Linked DNA regions of Mus musculus: region 1 is linked to region 2. The links are chromatin loops, found by intact Hi-C in ENCODE. Cell type or tissue: left cerebral cortex. All regions are shown on one strand. Each heading gives the region's core, and the rest is flanking DNA. Links, peaks and the distances in the headings are about the cores only.

Region 1 (8,243 bases), core at 2,207-4,706, 150 kb before region 2:
GACAGTACCTAAATAGACACACCACCATTTAACCTTCACAAGAGTTAAATTTAATTTTTTTCATCATTTTCTAAAGTCTGTTGAGTGTCATAAACGAATGTTTAAAAAAGTCTGTAAATTTGAGCTTACATTTCTTTTCTGCTAAAAATATAAGAAAGTGAAAGTAAAGTTCACAACAAAGGAAAGTAAAAAATGATTTCTTTCTCAGTGACTTTATGCTGTGAAGTTGAAGTAGCTCAGATATTGAGATCCTAATTCTCTTCACTGCCTTAAGACCATTCCATTAAATTTGAAGTTTGGGTAACAGCATTCTGCAACTGATACTTAGCCTGGGGGCATATTAGGTTTTATTGCAATGGGGCAAAAGATGTACTTCTTTTTTCTTGTCTCTAATCTAATATTTTTTTGATTAGTTTGAAATTTTGTATCATAAATCCAGATTACACTCATGTTCTGTACTGGTCAACCTCCATGACATCTAGTCCCCCAAATTAAAGAAGTAAAGGAAGAAGAAGAGGAGGAAGAGGAGGAGGAGGAGGAGGAGGAGGAAGAAGAAGAAGAAGAAGAAGAAGAAGAAGAAGAAGAAGAAGAAGAAGAAGAAGAAGAAGAAGAAGAAGAAGAAGAAGAAGAAAATCTAACACTTGTGTTGTCCATATATTCAGTGGAGCATGGTCAAACTCTCAGTGGCCTTAAAGAAAACTAAGCCTTGCCAATGAAAGCTCTTTGAGGTACCCCAAAGACAATATTGATTCAAGAATCATAGACTCAAGACTTTTCAATTATCTTATCTATTTTTACCATTTTTTACTAATGTCAGACATAGAGAGTTCCGAGAAAAACTTCAAATATTGTTCAAAATGACTAGAATAAAATAAAAGGTAAAAACACACACACAAGATCCTCTTTTAGAAAAAATATTCACAGATTTAATCTTAAACATGTTGCGGATTTGGTCTAATGCTTACATTATGAGTTTCCAAAATTGCATGAGAATCTTACATGTGAGATGCTGAGGGTCCCTATCCCCAGCTGGTTCTGATTGATAAATAAAGTTGCTGGAAGCCAATGTCTGGGCAGGGAGACAGAAGCAGGCAGGACTTTAGGATTTTCAGTCAAAGGGACCAAAGAAAGTGCAGAATCACCTTGCCATGAATAGAATAAGATCCAGATTTGAGAACTGCTGGAAGAGAGGCAGGTGGGAAAAGCAGCCCCTCTTCTCCCACACTGGGTCTAGGGTAGCAAAGATGGAATGTAGATTTTAGTAAGTAATAATTCAGAAGTATTGGAAGGGAAGTGTTAACAAAATCGATGTTTAGAGTGGCCTTGCTATTGAGCTGATTAGGGCATATCAAATATAAGACCTTGTGTGTGTGTGTGTGTGTGTGTGTGTGTGTGTGTGTGTGTCTGTCTGTCTGTCTGTCTGTCTGTCTGTCTGTCTTTTATTCAAGAATCAAGAAAACTGGAGATAGCAGTAAGGAACTTGCACTGCTGCCACCAGGGTGAATAGAAAATTAACCAACTACAGCAACATAAACATTCTCATGAAATAATACTGTATAATGTATGGACAAATTTTTGTAATGTTTGAATAGAACTCAATTTTAAAAGTAGGAAGTAGGAGGAAACTGTAGTATATCTACTTCCTTTCTCTACACTTTCACATTAACTTGGGCTGAGTTGGCTCTACAAAACCCAAACTCTTAAGAACTAAAAATATGATTCCATTTGGAGAAAATGCCTGCTTGGTTTGTTGTTGTTGTTGTTGTTTTCCATTATAAGATAGGATCTATGTCTATAGCCTAGTCTGTCAGTAAACTATTGGTGATGCTTTTGTATCAATTCCTAATGTTGGGGTTATAGTTACCTAACGCTGTGCCTTGTTGACCTAGAGTAATATGCAAAAGGTACAGTAGTTAACCAGATATCCACAAGGCAGGGATTCAAAGATAGCTAGTTATATCCAGAAGTTGCAGAATTCTAGTGAATATAGCTAATATTGAAGACCTATGTGTGATATTTGTTCCTATAGCTATGTACTTTATGGTGATGTTGAATTTTAAATATGGCATGTTAAAAGAGTAATAATGATAAAATAGACATATGAATAGTGTAATAGAAGATGTGAATTTGGTCTCTGTCTCTAACATTCTCAAAATATCTTATTATGACTACTCTTATTTTTCTGTAATAGAATAAGTTTCTAGAATTCCTAAGTGATGGGAAGAAGCAAAGTGAATGATATAAATAATGCAGTTGTTAGGCTGTTGCAGAGAGTTCATTTTACTAAAACAGAGATATCTTAACACCTGATCTCATAACTAAGATGGCTACTGAGATACTACTAGGCAAGTAACATACTCCATGGATACACTGGACCAAAAGACTATATCCTGGTTGAGACGGACTAATATGGTAATATGACATGAGATTTCCTTGTGGTATTTAAATTGACATGCAGTTTAAAACTTAAGAAATGTATATTTTATTTTCTCTATTTGTAGTAATAATCTTAAAGCATAGTTGACTACATGATTATATATATTATATAAATATATTTCTCATATATATATATATATGTATATATATATATATATACATATATATATATATAAGAAAACTATTGAAGGGATAATCATAATTATTAAAAGAAGACATCCATCAATAAACTAAGAGACACTATCAGAATAAGCCTTCATTTTGTCACGATATTTTAGTCTTTATAACTCCAGAAACATTTTTTTCTGCTGTATATTCCTCCCAGCTTGTGGTCCTTGCCTATGGAAGTCCTAGAAATACATGCTTTCTTAGTTCATGATGATTCCTTATGTATATTATTACATAAGCAGCTTGTATTTTTATGCTATATAATCTATGGAGTAAGAATCATACTTTACTCAGATGGACTTTTTTGTATCTGTTCAAATACTGCCATTAAAATGGTACCCACTTGCTTAACTGTTAATTACTGTATAGTCTTTAAATATTCCCTAAAATAATTTATTGTTTTGATTTCCTGTTATTTGTAATTGAATATAATGGTAAGATTTTACTGCTAGTATTTTTGCTTTTTTACTCTCTTAACTTAGCATGATTAATGTTAGACTGAAAGCATAATGTTTGCATTTGAAAGCATATGACCTTTTATTTTCTTTAGTATGCAAACTTCACTTTATGAAATGGTTGTCAGATTTCACCAAGTTGAATGACTTTTTATCAGCTTTGGCTTGCTTCATAAATAATGGTCTAGGACCTGCGCCCCCCTCTCCCCCCTCTGTGTGTGTGTGTGTGTGTGTGTGTGTGTGTGTGGTGTTGGGCACTGACTCCAAGGCAGTATGCATTTTAGGCAATCACTCTACCATAGTGGTGTTACTTCTCCAGCCACATCTAATCATTACTAAGATGATTTTTCTAGAATTCATTATTTACTGGTTTATTTCCAGCCAATTCAATAAAAATAAGATTTGATCTTCTCTTTAAGCAGGAGTGCACAGGTCTGAACTTCAGGGCTGTATCTTTACCAGTTTTTTATGCAACAGAAAAAATAAAGAAAGCAAAAGAAAGAAATATGATATATGCTACCCAGCTGTTCACAGAATTTTCTTAGTGTGTGATTTGAAACATGTTGGCAAGAGAAGGTGTGAATATTCAAATGAACTTTCCTAGAAAGGATTTGAGATCTAAAGGAGTCTAAATCGTAATACAACTTTTTTTTCTGGTACAAAGTACATCACGTGGGAGCAAATCTTCATTGTAATAACTTCTTAGGTGTATTCATGAATATTCAAACAATTTCTCTTTTATTTGTATACTAAATATTGTTTCTTCTGCCTCAAAAGTCTAAGCATTGCCACGCAAAGTGGATACAGTTAATAGTAAGTGCACACAGATATCAGGGTTATGAGCACCCTGCAATTTTGCAAGGAGACAGATGTTGATGAAGTAATAAAAAAAGATCACTTTCTATAAATGGCTAATTATTAGTATGATGTGATCATAAAGAACAAATACAAGTGATTGTAAGAGTATGACAAAATAAGATTTATCCACATTTCTGGTCTGTAAATATTCCTAAATACTAATATGGAAGGCAGTGCCTAAATCATGTAGTGACACAAGATTTTGGCTTTTATCATCAGAATGATGGGAGTCCATAAATAGGCTTTGAGGAACAGAAGTTTATGATTAGAAACAAATGAAAGTCAGAACAAAAAGAGAATATATGGAGATGTCTTTCATGTCAGTCTATGTTAAGGAGTTTGGTGAGTCTAAGAGGGCTGTTGATAGTAGCAATTTAACAAAGAGCACAGGATCTACACTACTATCAAGTAACTGACAGGTCTTATGTTGACATAGAGAGTAGAGAGGAATCAAGAATGCATCCATAGTTCTTGGGTGCTTGTTGTTGCAACCAGAGTTTTTAGATTTACTTTTCTGACACTAAAACAGATTATATATATGTTGAATGGTATAAACTACATCACTCTGAGAATATAAATGAAAGTTATATTAACAGTAATGCTTGCTCATTTAGAAATGTAGTCTTATATCAGAAGGTATTGTGATGTATGTTTTGGAATAGTCAAGGACATGATTCCTTCAGACTGTTGTTTTGATTGTTCCACACCTAAAGGAAATTTGCAAAGCTATATCCTTTCTCTGTCCTTGGTTTCTGGGATGGGCTTATATTCTTGTACCAGATTGCCCATAATATATTTGCCAAATGATCAAACATTGGCTGATAGGATTGGATGTTCTAAGCAATAGTTTAAATTGTTGTTTCCAGTTCCATGATGTTTAGAGTCAGCTCTTGTTCTTAAATTAGGAAATGAAAGCTTTAAATATTCTGATATAATTTATGGTGGCACCCTGTAGCAGTATTCCCTAGAGTCCCAAGCATTCCAAAGTTCTTTTACTTCAGAGATCCAACTTGTTATATGCACCTGTCTTTCTCATAGTTCATATTTTTAGCATCCAAATTTATCAACATCTAGGAGTTACACATTTATTTCTTTATAATGTTAACTTTTAGTCTCTGGCAAAGGGCTTGTTTTCTCCAAGTTTCATGGACCACTTATATGTTCATACATTCAGTTAGGTACTTGAGTGTGCTTTATTAGGTATTTAGACAATGAATGACATAACTCAGCCTAAAATACATGTATACGCACATAATTGCATTGACAAATTTTGTACTAGAATATTTTACTCTTTAAGAATTACAAGTTTTACAAAAAGTGGCTATACCTCACTAAAATTTTAGAATATTTTGTAGTCCACTGTATATTTTGTCATGCTTATGAGGAAGACTTGTAGTAGGTATTCTAATCCTCAGTGTTGTAAACTTGGCAAAAGCAAACAACTGAGCAAATTTGATTAAAATTATCAAATTTCTAATGAGAACAGTGATTTCTAGATATCTACTAAAATTCCTAATAATGAATGGTATCTAATGATTTTACAGAATTGGATATATAAATCATCCCCCAAATAGAAATATTATTTTTATTATAGAAGATAATATCTAACTATTATTATTATTGTTATTAAAAATTCAGCTGTTGCCTCCTTCCAAGTCTCCCACCCACAGTTCTGCATTGTATCCTTCCTTTCCCCATCTCTGAGAGGATTCTTCCTGTCCCCACCAGCCCTATCCCTGTCCTGAGGCCTCAAGTCTCTTGAGGATTAGGCACATCTTCTTCCACTGAGGTCAGACCAGGCAGACCTCTGTTATATATGTCAGGGGCCTCAGACCAGCTTCTGTGTATTGTCTGGTTGGTGGATCAGTATCTGGGTGTTCCCAGGAGCTGAGGTTGGTTGAGAGTGCTGATCTACTTATGGAGTTGACCTCCTCTTCAACTTCTTCCATCCTTCCCCTAATTCCTATAGGGGCCCCTGACAACAGTCAAATGGTTAGGTGTAAGTATCAGCATCTGTTTCAGTCAGCTGTGTCTCAAACTATTCTATACAATAGAAACTGAAGGAACACGACCTAATTCATTCTATGAAGCCACAGTTACTCTGGTACCTAAACCACACAAAGACCCAACAAAGAAAGAGAACTTCAGACCAATTCCCCTTATGAATATTGATGTGAAAGTAAATAATCAATAAAATCATAGCAAACCAAATCCAAGAACATATCAAAACCATCATCCACCATGATCAAGTAGACTTCATCCCAGCAATACATAGATGGTTCATATATAAGTATCCATTAATGTTATATACTATATAAAAAAGCTCAAAGAATCACATTATCTCATTAGAATCTTAATAAGCATTTGACAAAACACAACAACCTTTCACGTAAAAAGTATTAGAGATATCAGCAATTCAAGGCCCATACCTAAACATAAGAAAACCCACATACAGCAAGCCAACAGCCAGTATCAAATTAAATGGAGAGATACTTGAAGCAATCCCACTAAAATCTGGGAAAAGATGATCACTTTCCCCTTATCTATTCAAAGTAGTACTCAAAATTCGAGCTAGAGCAATAAGACAACAAAAGGAGATCAAGGGAATAGAAATTGGAAAAGAAGAAATCAAAGCATCGCTATGTGTGGATGATATGACAGTACACATAAGCAACCTAAAAAATTCTACCAGAGAACTTCTAAGCTAATTAAAAACTTCAGCAAAGTAGCTAGTTATAAAAATTAGCACAAAAAAATTAGTAGCCTTCCTTAATACATTTGATTTTTATAGTTTGATATTTTATTAATACTTTGCAGTTTGGGTCTGGGGAGTTGCATGTGATGCCAAGAAGTGCATGCTGGGCACAAGTCCCTTTTGGTCCCCTCCAGCACTGGGGTAGCTAGGGCACAGAGTCTTCGAACACCAGCAAGATACCCACAGGACCCTCCACAGGATCTTAAGACCTCTGGTGAGTGGAACACAGCTGCTGCTCCAATCCAATCATGTGGGACCTGAGACTGTATGAATTAGGGCAGCAGAAAACCTGGCCTGATCAGGGGCACAAGTCCCTTTCGGTCCATGCCAGGACCAGGGTAGCTTGGGCGCTGAGTCTGCGGACATCCACAAGGTACCCACAGGAACCTCCACGGGATCTTAAGACCTCTGTGAGTGGATCACAACTTCTGCCAGGAGGCAGGTTCGAACACCAGATATCTGGGCAACTTCCCTGCAAGAGGAGAGCTTGCCTGCAGAGAGTACTCTGAACACTGAAACTCAGGAGAGAGTAGTCTCCCAGGTCTCCTGACAGAGGCTAACATAATCACCAGAGGAACAAGCTCTAACCAGAGACAACTACAACAACTAAATACAGAGATTACCAGATGGCAAAAAGCAAACATAAGAATCTTACTAACAGAAACCAAGACCACTCACCATCATCAGAACGCAGCACTCCCAAGCCACCCAGTCCTGGACAGCCCAAAACGCCCGAAAAGATAGTCCCTGATTTAAAAGCATATCTCATGATGATGGTAGAGGACATCAAGAAGGACTTTAATAACTCACTTAAAGAAATACAAGAGAACACTGCTAAACAGGTAGAAAATCCCTTAAAGAATTACAGGAAAACATGACAAAACAGGTGATGGAATTGAATAAAACCATCCAAGAACTAAAAAGGGAGGTAGACACAATAAAGAAAACCCAAAGTGAGGCAATTCTGGAGATAAAAAACCTAGGAAAGAAATCTGGAACCATAGATGCAAGCATCAGCAACAGAATGCAAGAGATGGAAGAGAGAATCTCAGGTGCAGAAGATTCCATAGAGAACGTCGGCACAACAATCAAAGAAAATACAAAATGCAAAAAGATTCTAACTCAAAACATCCAGGAAATCCAGGACACAATGAGAAGACCAAACCTAAGGATAATAGGAGTAGATGAGAATGAAGATTTTCAAATTAAAGGACCAGTAAATATCTTCAACAAAATTATAGAAGAAAACTTCCCAAACCTAAAGAAAGAGATGCCCATGAACATACAAGAAGCCTACAGAACTCCAAATAGACTGGACCAGAAAAGAAATTCCTCCCGACACATAATAATCAGAACAACAACTGCACTAAATAAAGATAGAATATTAAAAGCAGTAAGGGAAAAAGGTCAAGTATCATATAAAGACAGACCTACCAGAATTACACCAGACTTTTCACCAGAGACTATGAAAGCCAGAAGATCCTGGACAGATGTTATACAGACACTAAGAGAATACAAATGCCAGCACAGGCTACAATACCCAGCCAAACTCTCATTACCATAGATGGAGA
Region 2 (8,243 bases), core at 2,242-4,741:
ACATACTTAAGAAGAGAATTTGGTTTTACAAATTTTGATATAATGACTGAAACACTAAATATCAGATACTGAGAAAAGTGCTCTAAAGTGAACCTAAACAACTTCTCCTCTTCTACCTTCCCATTTAGTCTCCTACTCTCCATTGTGAAAATGAAGTAAATAAATTCAGAATTCTTAGAAAATTACAGTTGGAGAGCAAATCTAGCATGAACTCAAGTTAAGAAAGAAATGCCTAGGGTTGGACAGGTGGTCCAGTAGTTACTCCTCTCATAGAGGAGCCTACTTAAGTTCTCGTCACCTGTACCAGACAGCTGTGAATTGCAAGTGTAGTTGCAGGGACATATAATGCTCTCTTGTGTTCTCCCGAGGCACCTGCACAACACAATACAGCACAACACACATGCATGTGCGCGTGTGGGCTCACACACACATATGCACACACACACACACACACACACACACACACACACACACACACTTAAATTTAAAACTATGTTATTAAAAACAGAAAGAAAAGCTGTTCCCTTTCTAAGAAGGACTGAAGTATCAATATTTTGGCCTTCCTTCTTCTTGAACTTCATTTGGTCTATGAATTGTATCTTGAGTATTCTGAGCTTCTGGGCTACTACTCACTAATCAGTGAGTGTATACCATGTGTGTTCTTTTGTGATTAAGTTACTTCACTCAAGATGATATTTTCTAGTTCCATCCATTTGCCTGAGAATTCATGAATTCATTGTTTTTGATAGCTGAGTAGCATTCCACTGTGTGAATGTACCACATTTTCTATATCCATTCCTCTGTTGAGGGACATCTGGCTTCTTTTCAGCTCCTGGCTATTATAAATAAAGCTGCTACGAACATAGTGTAGCATGTGTCCTTATTACATATTAGAGCATCTGCTGGGTATATTCCCAGGAGTGGTGTTAGTAGGTCCTTAGGTAGTACTATGTCTGATTTTCTGAGGAAGTACCAAACTGTTTTCCAGAGTGGTTGTTCCAGCTTGCAGTCCCACCAGCAAAGTAGGAGTGTTCCTCTTTCTCCACATCCTCACCAGCATCTGCTGTTACCTAAGCTTTTGATCTTAGCCATTCTGACTGATGTGAGGTGGAATCTCACGGTCATTTTGACTTGCATTTCCCTGATGACTAAGGATGCTGAACATTTCTTTAGGTGCTTCTCAGTCATTCAGTATTCCTCAGTTGAGAATTCTTTGTTTAGCTCTGTACCCCATTTTTAAATAGGGTTAAGGGCTGGTGAGATGGCTCAGTGGGTAAGAGCACCCGACTGCTCTTCCAAAGGTCCGGAGTTCAAATCCCAGCAATCACATGGTGGCTCACAAACATCCGTAATGAGATCTGACTCCCTTTTCTGGAGTGTCTGAAGACAGCTATAGTGTACTTACATATAATAAATAAATAAATAAATTTAAATAGGGTTATTTGGTTCTCTGGAGTCTAACTTGTTGAGTTCTTTGCATATATTTGATATTAACCCTCGATCAGATTTAGTATTGGTAAAGATCTTTTCCCAATTTGTTGTTTGCCATTTTGTTCTATTGACAGTATCCTTTGTCTTACAGAAGCTTTGTAATTTTATAAGGTCCCATTTGTCAATTCTTGATCTTAGAGCCTAGGCTACTGGTGTTCTGTTCAGGAAAATTTCCCCTGTGCCCTCTGCTTGAGGCTCTTTAACCACTTTCTTTTCTGTTAGTTTCAGTGTATCTGGTTTTATGTGGAGGTCCTTGATCCACTTGGACTTGACCTTTGTACAAGAAGATAAGACTGATTTTCAGTCTTCTGCATGCTAAACACTAGTTGAAACAGCTCTGTTTGTTGAAAATGCTGTCTTTTTTTCTCCACTGGGTGGTTTTAGCTCCTTTGCAAAGATCAGGTAAATGTAGGTGTGTGTGTGTTCATTTCTGGGTCTTCAGTTCTATTCCATTGATCTACCTGCCTGTCACTGTACCAATACTATGCAGTTTTTTCACTATTGCTCTGTAGTACAGCTTGAGGTCAGGGATGGTGATTCCACCAGATTTTTTTTTTATTCCAGATGAATTTGGGAATTGTTCTTTCTAACTCTATGAAGAATTGAGTTGCAGTTTTGATGGAGATTGCACTGAATCTTTATATTACTTTCAGCAAGATGGCCATTTTTACTATGTTAATCCTGCTTATCCACAAGCATGGGAGATCTTACTCTGAGATAAGTCAATTGAAAAAATTTCTCTCAATTTCATAGAGTTAGATTATGTGGATTTTTGAAGAACATTTCTCTGAGAGGACTTCTTATCCATGTCATTTTTGTTTTTCTTGCTACATTAGATTTCTGTTCTTAGAGAAGTGTCTTTTTGCATCTATGATATGCTCAGAAAATATAGCCTTGAAGATCCAAAGTCCAAGTTTCCACATAGGCCACAATGCCTGAAAGCTGTGGGCCTCTACAATGGTCACAACTTCACAATGTCCTGGTTTACGTTGTAACCTGTATTATCTGATTCATACTAGCTTTGTAACTCAGAATGTCTATTTGGTGGACAGGGTTAGAAATGTTCCCCTTGGAAGGGTCACTCACTTTTTCACAATGCTCACTGATGCAATTCTGAGTCAAGAAACTTGAGTACTCATGCTGTCAACAGAGACTATACTGTGAGATGCCACACAGATCAATCTTACTATTAAAACTCTCATACTGTTCTACTAGTAAGAACCGATGCTATATTTGATGTTAGGTAAAGGTAGAGAAGTGAGCTTGTGTCCAATATTGAAAAGATACTTGTAACTTGTAACATGAATTATAAGCCATCAAAATAAAGGGGCTAGAAGATTGCTTTTTTTTTTCTTATTCTATTTCAAAGTTCAATTAAATACAATTTATTATCAGATTTCTTAATGAGTCTCTTTGAAGATTACCTAAGGTGATTGTGTTACAGAGAGATGAAATATTCCTAAATGTTGTCATATCAGAAATATTTGGAATAAGCAGGAAAACAAAGCTCTCAGCATTATATGCAGTATAATATGCATAAAAAGATGTGGATAGATTAATTTTTTGCCTATAAAGAGTAGATAGACATTGTTGTATTTTAGGCTGTTAGAAAGAGACCTACAATTTTCCATTGTTAAAAAAGTAAACAGTGATTGAAAATTAAAAACAGAAAAGTAATAATGATATTACTAAAACTAAAACAACAGAATGCCTGCTTGATATAATACATTCTCCATGTCAGTTCAGGCTGTTAGAAACCGCAGCTTGGGTTTAAAGTTGGGGCTGAAGGCATTTCTCCAAAGATCATGCATTTACAATTTCTCCCACTATTTTAAGATATGATAAGAAAATATCTGTCTATCTGAACAAGGTGTGAGGCCACTTTGCAGTGGTCAATTTTCTGGTCTTTGTGAAAATTTGAGACTGCAATAAGAAAGGACTGTTTTTTAGGATATAGGCTGAGAAGTTCTTTTAGGTACTGCAGCTGGCAAAGAGAGAACTTCATCATATTCTTCTCAAATAGGTTTCTAAGACACAGGCACATGGAAGCGATGACAGCAGCGGCAGAAGGCTTTCTTACACTCCACACTCGTGCCAAAATTCACACTGCCAAGTATTGCTTGTCGGCTAGACTGTTCTCACATTTAATTTTTAGACAATGATTTTTTTGACTTCAGAGATATCACATACATAGAGCTACAGTGGTATCTACTAGTCACAGCTTAGATATTCTCCTCTGAGAAACACTGTGCTCTAATGGATTGAAACAGTGCAGTGATCAGAATTTCCACCCCATGCTTGTCCAGTGCCAAGCTCTACATCAGACGCTTTATGTATCCCATCTCATGAAATCCTTGTTACTAAATCTATCTGAAGGATTATAGTTCAGTTTTGTATTAATTATAAGGAATACATGTAATAGTGTACCAAACAGGTAGAGAACTTAATCATAAGAATTCCATCGTAGAAGCTTGTCATCCTCAATAGTCCTTGATATTTTTGAGTCCTTTCCTTCTTGGTAAAGGATGGGATTATAGCCTTGATGTCAGACATGACTATTTAATAGGGTTAAGATTTACTTTAACTAGCTAAATGTGATGAAATGGTGTGACAGTTCTGGAAAGAAGCCTATGTGGGCTGATATACGTTGTTTCTTCTCTTTCTAATCATATTGTTCGGGTATAGTAAGAATTGATTTAGCTTTGTCCTTTGATAAGGCCCCTTTAGGCCATATGGTTTATGATTCGTGTCAATGTGGAGCAAAACTACCTGTATTGCCATAATGGGAGGTAACATCTACAACAAAATGAACCTTTCTTGTTTTATGCTTGTGTGTGTGTCCTTGTTGTGTTGGAATTACAATCACAGTGTTGGGGACTCAAGTCCTATATGCTTCTTTACTTTAGTGGGTGTGACCTTTATTTCCAAGCATACTTCATGGAACAAGATGTATTTGTCAGTCAAATCCATGAAGTATTCATTCCAGAGAAATGAAAGTAGGGAACACATTGGTCATGGTATTGTTCTTTTTCTTAGATAATACTTCTTTAAAGTGTCATGAGTCACTTCCATTGTGGCACATTTTGTAAAATTTATTTAGGAAAGAGATTGATGTTTTTTTTGTTGTTTTGTTTGTTTGTTTTTTGTTTTTTTTTTTTCTCTGTGTATCCCTGGCTGTCCTGGAACCCACTTTGTAGACCAGGCTGGTCTCGAACTCAGAAATCTGTTTGCCTCTGCCTCCCATGCTGGGATTAAAGGCGTGTGCCACCATGCCCAGCTTGGTCTTTTTGCTGTACAAATGAGCCTATAGTTGGTTAATTTGTACTATTTTTTGAGACTGAAGAACTAATAAGAGAAAGCTATGTATCACATGGAAGATGGTTCTGATAATTTGTACTATCCTATAGATGAGAAGAGAGAAATGATTATGAGTTAGTGAAGATCATCCAACTAATGACTGGAGATATCTCACAGTTCAAATGCAAGCAATTTGCCTCCAGAGCTATGGGTTAGCTGTAGGACTGCCCATTCTATCATTCCCCTGGAAAGTGGAAATTTTATTTTAACATTAGAAAAGTTCTATGGAATCGTATTGAGTTGACATTTTTGAGTTTTTCTCTCTTTTTTTTTTCTTCATACTTGTAGATAAGATATGGCTGAGGACTCTAGGAAGATTGCTTAAAATCATTGCAAACAATTTATCTTGGCTCTGGCTGAATTGTTAAAAATAATCTCTCAGCATTCCATATACTATTAAGTTTACTTTTCTATGTTTATTGATAAACTTATCAATATTTTACCAACATTGCAAAGAATTCAGTGTTGAGGGATAAAGTCGGGAGAAATTATAGTGAGAGTAAATTAAAATGTATTATAAGTTTTTACTTTAAAATTTCTATGTATTATTCATTTCCCTGATAACTGCTGATTCAGAATCCTGTTAGCAGGATTGAACTTTAAATATTTTAAATATATTTACATTTACAATTATAAAAGTAAGTTATACTATAGAAGCATTTCTTGTTGCATATTCTGGTACTTTTAGATTGCTAGTCCCAAATACATGTGTGGCAGATTACAGAGAAATTTGGAAATGCATTCATGGATTCCATGTATTCATCCCAGTTTTCTTAGCTTCTGAAAATGCTTCTTGCTGTCACAGTCAAATTTCCACTGACATAACAATATTTTGAATCCACGAGTAATGTGGAAGGTGGTAGAAATTCTCTACCTTTTGTATCTTGTAATTGGTGAACTTCTCTCTCTCTTTTTAAATAATTACCTTTATTTTTTTTTACAGTCCAGTCATTATCCCCTTCCTGGTACACCCTCCCACAGTTCTTCAGTTCATTCCTTCTTCCCTCTCTCCAAGAAGTTGTTCCTCCAACCCCACCAGGCCTCCCCAGTCCCTGGGGCCTCAAGTCTCTTGGGGGTTAGGTGCATCTTCCCCCAATGAGGTTAGAGCAGTCAGTCCTCTGCTGTATATTTGTTGGGGGCCTCAGATCAGCTCATGTATACTGCCTGTTTGTTGGCTCAGTGCCTCAGAGATCTCAGGGGTCCAAGTTAGTTGAGACTGCTGGTCTTTCTATGGGATTGCTCTCCTCCTCAGCTTCTTCCAGCCTTTTCCTCATTCAATAACAGGAGGCCTGACTTCAGTCTATTTGTTGGATATAAGTACCTGTATCTGTCTCAGTCAGCAGCTTGCTGGGCCTCTCACAGTCAAAAACCCTGACCAGGAATTGTTCATGTCTGAAAGAACTGCAAAGATAAAAAATGGAAAAGAGACTGAGGAAAAGGTTGTCCAGTGACCTGCCCAATTTGGGATCCGTCTCAAAGGGAAGTTCCAAAGCCTGACACTATTACTGATGCTATGGTGAACCTTTCTTACAGGACAGAAAAATCATCTGTTAACAGTTAATAGTTAGTGATTGTACAAGATGACTTGATTTATAACATTAGAAGGTACATGGACTCCTCAGCTTAGTCAATCACAAAAAACTTTCTTTTCATCTTCACTTATAGGCAATTTACAATAGCTTGAGTCATATTATGAAACTTTGGCTATATGGCAACAATTACAATGATTTCTTATGTAAGTACAATTCACTCAAATCTGGGAAAGCATGAGATATGACAAAAACAAAAGAAGTGATGTGATTTTTTTAATTTATTTTTTATTATAATTAAAAAATGTAATGTATGTGCACTGAATTTTCACTATGTTCTCACCCTCTAGCCTCCCTTGTGTTCCTCCCTCTCAAATTCATTGCTTATTTTTCTTAATTAATGTTACACACACACACACACACACACACACACACGTACAGATATAAAACTTGCTGAGAACATTTAGTGTTGTTTGTATGTATGTGACTTTGGTGATACTTGGTATTAGAAAATCAATTTGATGATTTACTTTTTGTTATATAATTCCAACGAATTTTCCTAGACTCATGTTATTGAAAATCTGTAATCAAACCAAAGTCTTCGAAATTAAGGCTACATTAATTCACTCCAAGCAATAAGCATAATTTGTTAATGAATAATAAAATAAATATTTAAAATAATCTTGTAAATTCAGAAGTCCTGAGGTTCAAACTCATGCTGTCATACTGGGAGGCAAGTGTCTTACCCCACTGATACATCTTGCCAGCTCATTTAATTTTCTATAGAAATTATACAAAGTAATAATTGTATGACATGTGTATATTGTTGAGTTTTGTTCCTATTTGCTCCTCAACAACTCTGTTTTGCCACCTTCTCCACTGTTGTGTTAATTTCTTTCCATTCAAACATTCCCAGAGCTGCTATTACATCTGCTTCTTTCTTTTTGAGTGTGTGTGTTTGTGGGGGCATGTTCAGGCCAGAAGTCAATGTTAGCTGTCATTTCAAAAGTTCATTTTCCTTCTTTTTTTAAATATTTTTTTATTAGATATGTTCTTTATTTACATTTCATATGTTATCGCCTTTCCTAGTTTCCTCTCTGAAAATTCCCTATCCCATCCCCTGGGCTCCCCAATGCAACCAATCCCATTCCCGGTCCTGGCATTCCCCTATACTGGGGCACAGAAACTTCACAGGACTTAGGGCCTCTCCTCCCATTGATGACCAACAAGGCAATCATCTGCTACATATACAGCTAGAGCCACAAGTTCTACCATGTGTTTTCTTTGATTGGTGGTTTAGTTCCAAGGAGCTCTGGGGTACTGGTTAGTTCATATTGATGTTCTTCCTATGGGGCTTCAGACCCCTTCAGCTCCTTGGGTACTTTCTCAAGCTTCTTCATTGGGGACCTTGTGCTCCATCCAATGGATGATTGTGAGCATCCACTTCTGTATTTGTCAGTCAGTGGCAGAGTCCCTCAGGAGACAGCTATATCAGGCCCATGTGATCAGGCTCTTGTTGACATCTGTCATCGTGTCTGGGTTTGGTGGTTATTTATGTGATGGATATGCAAGTGGGACAGAATATGGATGGTCATTCCTTAAGTCTGTGCTCCAAACTTTGTCTCTGTAAATCCTTCCATGGGTATTTTGTTCCCAATTCTAAGAAGGATTCTGAGCTTCTGGGCTAATATCCACTTATCAGTAACTGAATATCATGTGTGTTCTTTTCTGATTGGGTTACCTCACTCAAGATGATATTCTCTAGATCCATCCATTTGTCTAAGAATTTCATAAATTCATTCTTTTTAATAGCTGAGTAGTACTCCATTGTGTAAATGTACCACATTTTCTGTATCCATTACTCTG

Evidence for each region. A loop is a pair of places that touch in the nucleus more often than their neighbours do. Peaks named below come from ENCODE experiments on the same cell type or tissue, not always from the same donor. Only the 100,000 strongest peaks of a DNase experiment are listed, where the experiment ranks them.
Region 1: a loop joins it to region 2, with 2.1 times the contacts of the local background. A loop is called at or near these places in 2 of 42 quality-filtered maps.

The regions. Positions count from the first base shown.
Region 1 is chr4:16,696,732-16,704,974 of GRCm38, forward strand. No RefSeq gene overlaps it. Among named protein-coding and RNA genes, the nearest start is that of Gm24978, 25 kb to the left of the region's middle. In left cerebral cortex, for the core only: no CTCF peak of the experiment used is centred there; a DNase peak (open chromatin) is centred at 3,645; H3K27ac peaks cover 659 bases.
Region 2 is chr4:16,849,304-16,857,546 of GRCm38, forward strand. No RefSeq gene overlaps it. Among named protein-coding and RNA genes, the nearest start is that of Gm23975, 8.4 kb to the right of the region's middle. In left cerebral cortex, for the core only: no CTCF peak of the experiment used is centred there; a DNase peak (open chromatin) is centred at 3,579; H3K27ac peaks cover 1,694 bases.